2 separate regions of the Homo sapiens genome follow, and region 1 is linked to region 2. The links are chromatin loops, found by intact Hi-C in ENCODE. Cell type or tissue: heart right ventricle. All regions are shown on one strand. Links, peaks and the distances in the headings refer to the core of each region. The heading gives the core; the rest is flanking DNA. Region 1 overlaps EIF2B3 (eukaryotic translation initiation factor 2B subunit gamma). Region 2 overlaps EIF2B3 (eukaryotic translation initiation factor 2B subunit gamma).

What was found. A loop is a pair of places that touch in the nucleus more often than their neighbours do. Peaks named below come from ENCODE experiments on the same cell type or tissue, not always from the same donor. Only the 100,000 strongest peaks of a DNase experiment are listed, where the experiment ranks them.
Region 1: it touches region 2 in a loop (2.5-fold over the local background); 2 of 110 quality-filtered maps call a loop at or near these places.

The regions. Positions count from the first base shown.
Region 1 is chr1:44,945,359-44,950,739 of GRCh38, reverse strand. The region is part of intron 3 of EIF2B3 (eukaryotic translation initiation factor 2B subunit gamma); the gene reads left to right. Among named protein-coding and RNA genes, the nearest start is that of EIF2B3, 39 kb to the left of the region's middle. In heart right ventricle, for the core only: no CTCF peak of the experiment used is centred there; a DNase peak (open chromatin) is centred at 3,190; H3K27ac peaks cover 2,705 bases.
Region 2 is chr1:44,882,392-44,887,772 of GRCh38, reverse strand. The region is part of intron 6 of EIF2B3 (eukaryotic translation initiation factor 2B subunit gamma); the gene reads left to right. Among named protein-coding and RNA genes, the nearest start is that of PTCH2, 42 kb to the right of the region's middle. In heart right ventricle, for the core only: no CTCF peak of the experiment used is centred there; a DNase peak (open chromatin) is centred at 2,872; H3K27ac peaks cover 932 bases.

The DNA.
Region 1 (5,381 bases), core at 249-5,248, 63 kb before region 2:
TCCAGTCTGGGCGATAGAGCAAGACTCTTGTCTCAAAAAATAAATAAATAAATAAACACCTTATACTTATTGAAGTTATATGTATATATCATTTAAATAATTCAATATCATTTAATAAATTAATAATTTAATAATTTAAATAATTCAATAGTTCAAGCTTTGTTCCTAAAAATATTAGTCCCCTGACCACCCCCACCCCATATCCCTAACCCGAAAGGTTCTCTTCTTTTAGCTACTTTGTTTTTTATCTGTATGTCTCTAAATAACATGCTAAAATTGTTACTTCTTGAATTTTCTGTTTTGTTTGTTTGTTTTTTAGAAACACGATCTCACTCTGTCACGGGTGCTGGAGTGCAATGGCACAATCATAGCTTACTGCAGCCTGAAACCTGGGCTCAAATGATCCTCCTGCCTCAACCTCTCAAGTAGCTGGGACTACAGGCATGCACCACCATGCCTGGCTAATTTTTAAAATTTTTTGTAGAGATAAGGTCTCGCTATGTTGCCCAGGCTGGTTTCAAACTCCTGGCCTCAAACAGTTCTCCCACCTTGGCCTCCCAAAATGCTGGGGTTACAGGCATGAGCCATTGTGCTCAGCCAACCCTAAGTTTTAAAAAGATTTATTAGTTGTATTTTTTCTCATTGTTATGAACTTCCCTTTAGAGTGAAAGTTTGATTTGGGAGAACAAAAAAAATCTCTTGTTTTTTTCTATTCCAAGTCAGTGCATTTAGAGATGAAAATTAAATTGCATATATCTAAATCCTAGAAGAGACGTGACAGGCATTTTTATAGGGAACTCATTTGAACATAATTAAAAATTAATATAGGTGCTTCTTTCCTAGCTTCACACAGTAAGGAAGAATATAATTCCTCTATTTGTTCTTAATCTGAAGAGGAAAATTTCCTTGGAGGACGTGAATGAATTATGAATATTAGAACCATAAATGTTGAGCCTTCATTTTAAGTTGTAAATCTAGCAAGCATATCATCATTCTTCAGCCGTGCCCTCCAGGACAGCTGCTTTTGACTTCTTTCCTTTCAGACATCTCTGCCTTTTGCTTCTTTGGTAGTAGCAGGTTCATTTCCTACCTTCTTGCATTAGGGAACTGCAAAGTTGTCTCTGTGGCCCCTGTCCTAACTCTGAACAGTCAGTCTCTACAAAGGGAGCATTCACCTCTGTCAGAATGTATACTGTTTCTAAACATTTAAAATCAGATGTTTTAATATTTGAGTCAAATTAAACAAAGAGAAGGAGATAACAGGAAAAGTACTAACATTTACTCATGCGTGTTTGCCAGCACTAGGTTGAACTCTGAATATACAAAGATAAAAGGGCTCCTTATGGAGCTCAAAGTCTAGATGGAAAAAATATATATGTAATCCAATTAGTGATTTAAGGTCTGTAATGGATCAGAAAATGCATCATCTCTAGGGGAGATAATATATCGGCTCTGCCCTTTCTAGTAACTGTGACAAGACCTGAATTTTGATGGATAAATATATAATAGAGTAGGAAGACAGACTAGGGTATACATTCTTGGCAGTCGACTCTATCAAATTAACACTGGCGGCCAGGTGCAGTGGCTCATGCCTGTAATCCCAGCACCTGAGGAAGCCAAGGCAGGAGGATCACTTGAGGTCAGGAGTTTGAGAACTAGCCTGGCCAACATGGCGAAACACTGTCTGTACTAAAAATGTAAAAATTAGCTGGGCATGGTGGCATGTACCTGTAATCCCAGCTACTTGGGAGGCTGAGGCACAAGAATTGCTTGAACCTCGGGGGGCGGAGGTTGCAGTGAGCCGTGATCGTGCCATTTTACTCCAGCCTGGGCAATAGCCTGGGCAATAGAGCGAGACTCTTTCTCAAAAAAAAAGAAAAGAAAAGAAAAGAAAAAGTTAACATTGGCTATGTGGAGGGGAGTTGGGGGAGAGAAGACTGAATTAGGTAGGTGGAGTCATATTTTGAAGACCCTTAAAATCATGCTAAGGAATTCCAACTTAATCTTGTTGAGCAGCAATCTCCAAAATAGGCTGTACTCAAAGCCAGGTGGTGTACAGAATTAAGTACCAGAGGAAAATGTTAGAATTTCTTGTTTTTAAATGTTTTATTTATTCCTTTTTAAATGTCTATCTTTATATATATTATATAAAGAGCATATCATATTATAGTGATCTATATATTTTTTTAAAAATTTTAAGGTAAGTGGCAATAAGTTCAACTTTTTTGATGTTTGGAAAACACTGTTTTAGGGTGTCTTTGAGCAGGGAAAAGACATATGCAGTAGAAATTAGAGTATGGATTAGAATAAGGGAAAACTGGAGCAAGAGAGACACCAGCCAAGAGACTGGAAGAAGATTTTGAGACCTGAACTAAGGCAGTGCAATAGGGGAAGAGTAGGGGACAGGGCAGGAGAGGAAGGACTTCCATCCTGGACTATGGGCGGATTTCTGGCATCAGATTCTGGATGGTAGCAACAGCATGATTAAACTAAGGAATATAGTAAGGATATTTAGCTGTGAGCCCAAGGATTATCACATTTCTTACTTACTGACTGAGTTGGTCATTTCCCTTCCTAGAGCTACTGCCCCAACCTCAGTGAAAACAATGTGGCAGTTGGCCCTTGGCCTTGCACTTTGAGGACTATAGACTGGAATCTTTTCCAAGCATTTTAAACCAAAACTGAGGTCTCCATTGCAGTTAGCCTTTGGTGTTTATTCAAGCACACAAACTATGCCAGGTGCAGTGGCTCATGCATGTAATCCCAGCATTTTGGGAGGCTGAGGCAGGAGGATTGCTTGAGTCCAGGAGTTTGAGACCAGCCTGGGCAATATAGGGAGACCCCTTGTCTAAAAAAAAAGAAAAGAAAAGAAAAAGCACACAAACTACTCTTGGGGATTTGACTGGGATTGGACCACATAGGAAAATGTAAAATGTGACCTTCATAGTCACACCAAGTAGCTGAATTCATGAGTTCCATATGGGCAGGGGTGGCATGCAGGCTGGTGATTTGGATCATAGCCATTATTTGTGGAAGCACTGGGTGAGTAGAGAAGCATGGTAGTTACCTTGCCCTGACAGTTTTTTTCCAAGGGAGTAAATGTGTTTTTCTTTCTCCTTGTCATAAGAAATCGGTTGCCAGATTGTGTTATTTATAACAATCTGTCATGGAACAGCTGCCAGGAAAAGAAAAGAGGCTATTCCCAGTAGCTCTCCTCACCTCCCGCCCCACCACTACAGCCACACACACACACATCCGGTTTTCTGATTTAACCTTTTTTCCCCTCTAATTTTACTCAGTGGTTTTGGCTTGATCGAAAATGTTCTTGTAATGAGAGATTTCTGGGCTTTGCCATGGCTTGGTAATTGGGTTTTCTGAGCTTAATTTGTTTACTTTAGTCAAGACTAACTGGCAGCAGTTTGGATTTTGAATTCCTGGGTGTTTTGGACACTTTAAACACTAAAGTGCTGCCTTCCCTTGAAACCTTGCATGTTTCTATATTGTCAAGAGTGCACACATCTGCTTTCCTTCTGAGTTGTGCTTTCTGCCCTTGACATTGCCCTGGCTTCTCTAGAGGAGCAGGCTTGGGATGAGGCATACCAATGACTGTTGGAATAGTGAGTAGGGAGATCTTTGGAGAGGCCAGTTGGTCTCTGCAGAAGAGGCATACTGTTGGCATTAGAAAAGAAGTGGGTCCATGAAACAAAGGCAGCTGAGTGTTGGCATGTTCAGGGAACTTTAAAATTAACTGCATTTCTGACACACAGTTGCTTCACAGTCCAAACAGTCCATGTTTATTCATGGCTTGTGGTCACACATGATCAAAAATACTTCTCTGGGTCTTATCAGTTTTTCTACTTTCTCTCTCTGGGCTCCAGTTACTAGAAAGCCATTTGCATTCCTAGAATGGGCTTTACATTTTAGAATAAAAATAAAAACAATGATCATTTCTTTCTGTTACAGCGTTTATAAAATCAGGCCAGGCTCAGTGGCTTATGCCTGTAATTCCAGCACTTTGGGAGGCTGAGACAGGAAGATCACTTGAGCCTAAGAGTTTGAGACCAGCCCTGGCAACATAGTGAGATCCCGTCTCTACAAAAAAAAAAAAAAAAGAAGAAGAAGAAGAAATTAAAATTAGTGGACATAGTGGCATGTGGTGCCTGTAGTCCCAGCTACTTAGGAAGCCGAGGTGGTAGGATGCTTGAGTCCAAGAATTTGAGGTTACAGTGAGCTATGATCACACCTCTGCACTCCAGCCTGGGCAACAGACTGAGACCCTGTCTCAAAAAAAAAAAGGTATTATGAAGGTATAAGTGTGATTTAGCTTTCCTTTCTTTCTTCTTCTGAGATTTCCAGCTTTGGAAATTGATCAGACAACAAACACTTTCCTTTGGAAGTGATGGAGTTGCACAGAGGATGAGATGTGTTTGGTCTCAGTGACTCTTACATGGTGCATTCTCTGGGAACAGAGGCAGGAGAGGGGCTGATGGAACAGCACCTCCGTCTGTATGCTAGGCCCTGTTCTTTCAGACCCACGCCTTTCTTTTCACACTAAGAACAGATGGCAACCAGACATTGAGTGGAGGGGTCTGTTCCTTGTGATCCTTGGGGATTTTGCATTCAGTTTAGCAAAAAGTCATCAAAACGCAAAGAGAGAAATGAGCCTACAGCCTGTTCACAATTATGCAGGACTTGTTTGGCATTCACTGTACTGACAGATTTAAACACTTTTGCAGATATCGAATGATAACAGCATTTATTTGCCAAGACAACATTGTTACCACTTCTGAGGCATCTGCATTGGAGTCATTTTCTTGATTTTGGAGTATACTTAATAGTTCAATTTATTGTAGATCAGTAAACTTGCAAAAAAACAGCCATCTTATTAGAGAAACTTAGAAAAATAGAAAGGGGATTTTTTTCCTCAGCAAATTGTCATTTTCATTCTGATGAAATGGGGCAACTTCTGTACTGTTGTAATGACAACTCTGTGAATGTCTTTAGTAATGATTTGTCTCCTTGTCTTTCTAAGCATTGTTCTAAGTAGGATTCTGCAGGCTGTTTCTTTAGTTTGTATGTATGTGGTCTGATTTGTTCACGTTTGCTGCTTCCTGCATGGTGAGTTGCAGGTGTAGGGTTTTTTTTTTTCCTAAAGAGATGTTTATGGGAACTTTTTTTTTTTTTTTGAGACGGAGTCTTGCGCTGTTACCCAGGCTGGAGTGCAGTGGCGCGATCTCGGCTCACGGCAAGCTCCGCCCCCTGGGTTCATGCCATTCTCCTGCCTCAGCCTCCCGAGTAGCTGGGACTACAGGCGCCTGCCACCACGCCCTGCTGATTTTTTGTACTTTTAGTAGAGACGAGGTTTCACCATGGTAGCCAGG
Region 2 (5,381 bases), core at 208-5,207:
CCACCATGGCTGGCTAATTTTTGTACTTTTAATAGAGATGGTGTTTCACCATGTTGACCACCCGCCTTGGCCTCCCAAAGTGCTGGGATTACAGATGTGAGCCATCGCGCCCGGCCTTCATAAAGTCTTTAAATAAAAATATTGAAATCTTTTTAGAAGCGTCTGCATATCAGTAAGCATCCCTAGATGAGTCTCAATGCACTTCAGTGCATTGTTCATTCGGAACGTTCTACTGTAAGTTATCTTTAGTAAGATTTCGCCATTTCTGTAAGACTTCACTGCTTACCAGCTAATGTATAAGCTGGAAGGAATTCAGTTTTCCAAAAATGAAGGATCCCATTTTTACCTAAAATATTTGCTTTGCTCTCAGGTTCCCTTGATGAATTTAGCCAATGATTTTTCCTACCTAAGCACACAAGAAAAATGAAACAAAGGGGTAGAACACAAACATCCCTGTGAATTTTCAAGAGCCAAATTTTACAACCCCTACAGTATTACCATTTACAACCAGTTTCTTTCTGACCCAGTCAGATGTAAGAAGCCAAGTAATTAGCTGGATCCAAGCCAGCTAATTACTGGATCAAGTCCAATCCTGGACCCACTCAAGTTTCTCTTGTGACTTCCAAACCTAGTTTGGATCAGAAATTTGCTCAAAGAAACTTGGACAGCTCAAAACACAAATCCTTGGAGCTCTGAAATCTGAGAGAGAGCTTACCCACAATCCCCAGTCACTCTGAGAGATCAATGGACATAAGTGGGTCCTTGCAGGTACCTTGCTTGTTCACTCAGCGCTCCTGGGGTTGTTAAAGCTCTACTTCAGATCCCACTTCTGACACCATCTGTAGAAAGAAAAGCTGAATTAAGTTTAAAGGAGTTTAATTGAACAATTAATGATTCATGAATTAGGAAGCCCCCAGAATCACAGCAAATTCAGAAAGACTCCAAGGATGCCTCATGGTCAGAGGCATTTGACAATTTTTAGACAAAAAAAGGAAGTGACGTACAGAAATCAGAAGTGAGGTACAAAAACAACTGGATTGGTTACAGCTCGGCATTTGCCTTATTTGAACACGGTTTGAACACTCAGCAGTGTATGAGTAGTTGAATTATGGCTGCTGGGATTGGCCAATTCTCAGCTATTAGTACAGGCACATACTCCTAAGTTAGGTTTTCAGTCTCATCTACCTATTAAGTTAGGATGCAGTTTGTCCACAAGGACTCAAATATAGAAGTATGAAGTCCTTCTCAGGCCATATTTAGTTTGCTTTAACATTCATAATTCCACTACTGTGAGATAACTATTGTGAACATTTTAGTGTATTTGTTTCCATTGTTTTATTTTCATATATATAGTAAGAATACATGCTTGAAATCACACTTTAAAAATAATCGGGGTCGGGCACAGTGGCTAACGCCTGTAATCCCAGCACTTTGGGAGGCTGAGGCAGGTCAGATCATGAGGTCAGGAGTTCGAGACCAGCCTGGCCAACATGTTGAAACCCCGTCTCTACTAAAAATACAAAAAATTAGCCCAACATGGTGGCAGGTGCCTGTAATCCCAGCTACTCGGGAGCTTGAGGCAGGAGAATCGCTTGAACCCAGGAGGCGGAGGTTGCAGTGAACCGAGACCGTGCCACTGCATTCCAGCGAGACTCTATCTAAAAAAACAAAAATTTGCTTTTTTCATTGAGTGTTATAAGCATTTTATTCTATCATTAAAGAATTCTTGGCCAGGCACGGTAGCTTACGCCTGTAATCCCAGCACTTTGGGAGGCTGAGGTGGGCGGATCACGAGGTCAGGAGTTCAAGACCAGCCTGACCAACATGGTGAAACCCCATCTCTACTAAAAATACAAAAAAAAAAAAAAAAATTAGCCAAGCGTGGTGTCAGGCACCTGTAATCCTAGCTACTCAAAAGGCTGAGGCAGGAGAATCACTTGAACCTGGGAGGCGGAGGTTGCAGTGAGCCAGGATCGTGCCATTGCACTCCAAGCGAGACTGCGTCTAAAAAAAAAAAAAATTCTTTACAGTCACAGTTTTGCCTATATGACATTCTGTTATAGAGGTATTTTGATCTATCATTGTTGAATATTTTATTGTTCTCCATTTTTATAAATAACGGGAATACCTTTTTTTGAAAGATTCTTGTTTATAATCTGATGATTTCATCTATTCAGCAAATATTTACTGAGTAATATATTTTCCTTAGGATAGACTTATAGAAATGGAATTACAGGGTGAAATTATATGAATATCTTCAAGTCTTTTGCTATAATGTTGCCAATTATTTTTCAGAGATTTTATCAGTTTATACTCCGACTCCCATTATGTGACAGTAACGGTTCTCAAAGCACTCTTATCAGTAATGAAAATTGTTTTGAATCAGTTAATTTAGTTGGAGGAGAAATTGCATCTTATTTTAGTTTTTTACTTCTTTGAAAATATTTTATATGTTTTTTTAACACATATCTGTTTATTAAGAATATTCTTTGCCCTATTCATAGCAATTATTTTGTCTTTTTATTTGGTGGGATTGTTTGCTAGTAGTCAAGTCTATTGTTCTCCTTTGTGATTGCTTGAGAAGAGCTTATGATTTCATGAGATAAGACAGGTGTTTCTAGGAAGGCTGTGTATAAGAGGGAAAGGAGAAAGTAAGGTTGACCAGGGCACTGTATCCAGCAAGTGGCCTAGGCCCAGGATGTTCACAATGGTTCACTGTAGCTTTGTAACATTTCTTGGCACAGCTCTGAGCTGCCTGCACTTTAACTAGGAAGCAGGAAGAGTAATTGTTTCCTTCATTATGTTTCTAAGTCAACTGCATCATGGGGATTGACCTAATGTTGAGCTCCAGCAGAGGTGGGTGGGACCTGGCAGGGCTGTTTCATAGCCTCTCTTCAAATCATGGATCCTCTCGAAGGTTCTGCCTGATGGGGCCATGTGCCAAGGCTCGTCTGCTTGCCTCTTGCAGTGACAGTTCTTTTTGGTCTGTAATGTAAATATCATGGCCCTGAAATCCCCTAGCTGTCCGTGCTTTGTCACTTCTTCAAAGGGAACTGACTTGTTTTCCAATGGAGGAGGAACATTTGCTGCCTACACTGGTTTGAAGCATTAAAAGGGGAGAAAAAGAGCTAAGAGTAAGTGTTGCTTCATTCTTTGTATTCACATGGAAATTTTTAAATCTTCATCAAAGGATCAGGAGAAAAATCACATTGAAATTCAATACAAGAGCTCACAGCTTAACACAGAATTTTTCAAAATTGATTCTTTAAAAATTGCAGAAACTATGAACTGTGTAGCTCCAGGGTTCATAGTTTTCCTTACCCTCCTCAGCCTCTGCCTCTGTCTTGCCTTCCTTTCTACCTACACTCCATCTGTTTGGTTTTGTGTCAGCATGCAGAGCTTTGAATGGGGGCTGGGAGAGGTGGTGGGAAGTATGCAGCAAGTCAGGTTTATAGAGCTGCCCATACTTTCACCCCTCTCTCAGGCCTCATTATCTCATCTCTCAGAATATTGTAACTGGTCTCCCTTTCTTCAGTTTCCTTATTCCAGGCTTTCTTCCACATTGCTACCAGAATTACCTTAATAAGAGATAAAACTGTTCATGTCACTTTCTTGCTTAAAAACTACCACTGGCAGCCAGGTGCGGTGGCTCACACCTGTAATCCCGGCACTTTGGGAGGCTGAGGTGGGAGGACTGCTTGAGTCCAGGAGTTCAAGACCAGCCTGGGCAACATAGTGAGACTTTGCCTCTACAAATAATAAAAAAATTAGCTGGGCATGGTGGCACATGCCTGTGGTCCCAGCTACTTGGGAGGCCAAGGCAGGAGGATCACTTGAGCCCAGGTAGTCAAGACTGCAGTGAGTTGTGATTGCACCACTGCACTCCAGCCTGGGCAGCAGAGCAAGACCCCGTCTAACAAGGAAAAATTACCACTGGCTTCTCAGTCCAGACTTTCTAGACTGCTACTGTAACTCCTCAGTGGGTTCATCTTACCTGCTGCCGAGATAGAGACGATTTATCAAGATGGGAGAATTGCAATAAAGAGTTTAATACACATAGAGGCAGCTAAACGGGAAACCAGAATTTTATTATTACTCAAATCAGCCTCCCCCAGAATTCTGAGGCTAGGGTTTTTCAAGGATGGTTTGGTGGGCAGGGGTCTAGGGAATGAGTGCTGCTGATTGGTTGGGGATGCAATCATAGGGGTGTGGAAACCAGTCCTCTGCTGAGCCCAGTTTTGGATGGGGGCCACAGAGGGGTCACTGGTCCCAGTGGAGTCATCCAGTCATCAGAAATGCAAAAGTCAGAAAAGACATCTTAAAAAGCCAATCTTAGGTTCAACAATAGTGATGTTACTTACAGGAGTAACTGGGGAAGTTGCAAATCTTGTGACCTTTGGAAAAATGATTGGTAATCATGAGAATTCAGGCCCCTCTTGTAATCCTAAATTTGTACGCTTTTATTAGTTTTATAAAGGCAGTTTCATTTTGAGAAGGGCTATTATCATTTAAACTATAAACTGTAATAAATTTCTGGCTAGGCATGGTGGCTCACACCTGTAATCCTAGCATGTTGAGAGGCCGGAGCAAGCGGATCACCTGAGGTCAGGAGTTCAAGACTCCTGACCTCAGGATGGTCAACATGACGAGACACCATCTCTACTCAAAATACAAAAATTAGCCAGGCATGGTGGCCGGCGCCTGTAATCCCAGCTACTTGGGTGGCTGAGGCAGGAGAATCACTTGAACTGGGAGGTGGAGGTTGCGATAAGCCAAGATCGCACCGCTACACTCCAGCCTGGGCCACAGAGCGAGACTCCATCTCAAAAAAAAAAAAAAAAAAAGAAAAAGAAAAAAAAGTCAGGCACAGTGGCTCATGCCTGTAATCCCAGCACTTTAAGAGGCTGCAGCAGGCGGATCACTTGAGGCCAGGAGTTTGAGACCAGCTTGGCCAACATGGCAAAACCCCATCCCTACCAAAAAATACAAAAACAGCCAGGCATTGTGGCATGTGCCTGTAGTCCCAGCTACTTGGGAGGCTGGAGCACAAGAATCACTTGAACCCAGGAGGCAGAGGTTGCAGTGAGCTGAGATCATGCCACTGCACTCCAGCCTGGGCGATAGAGCAAGACTGTCTCAAAAAAAAAAAAAAAATTAGCCAGGCATGTGGCTCTCACACCTGTAATCCCAGCTTTCCAGCCACTCAGGAGGCTGAGGTGGGAGAATCACTTGAACCTGGGAGGCAAAGGTTGCAGTGAGCTGAGATCGCACCACTGTACTCCAGCCTGGGCAACAGACAGAGTGAGACCCTGTCTCAGAAAAAAAAAAAAAAAAGTTTTCTCCCAAAGTTAGCTCAGCCTATGTCCAGGAATGAGCAAGAG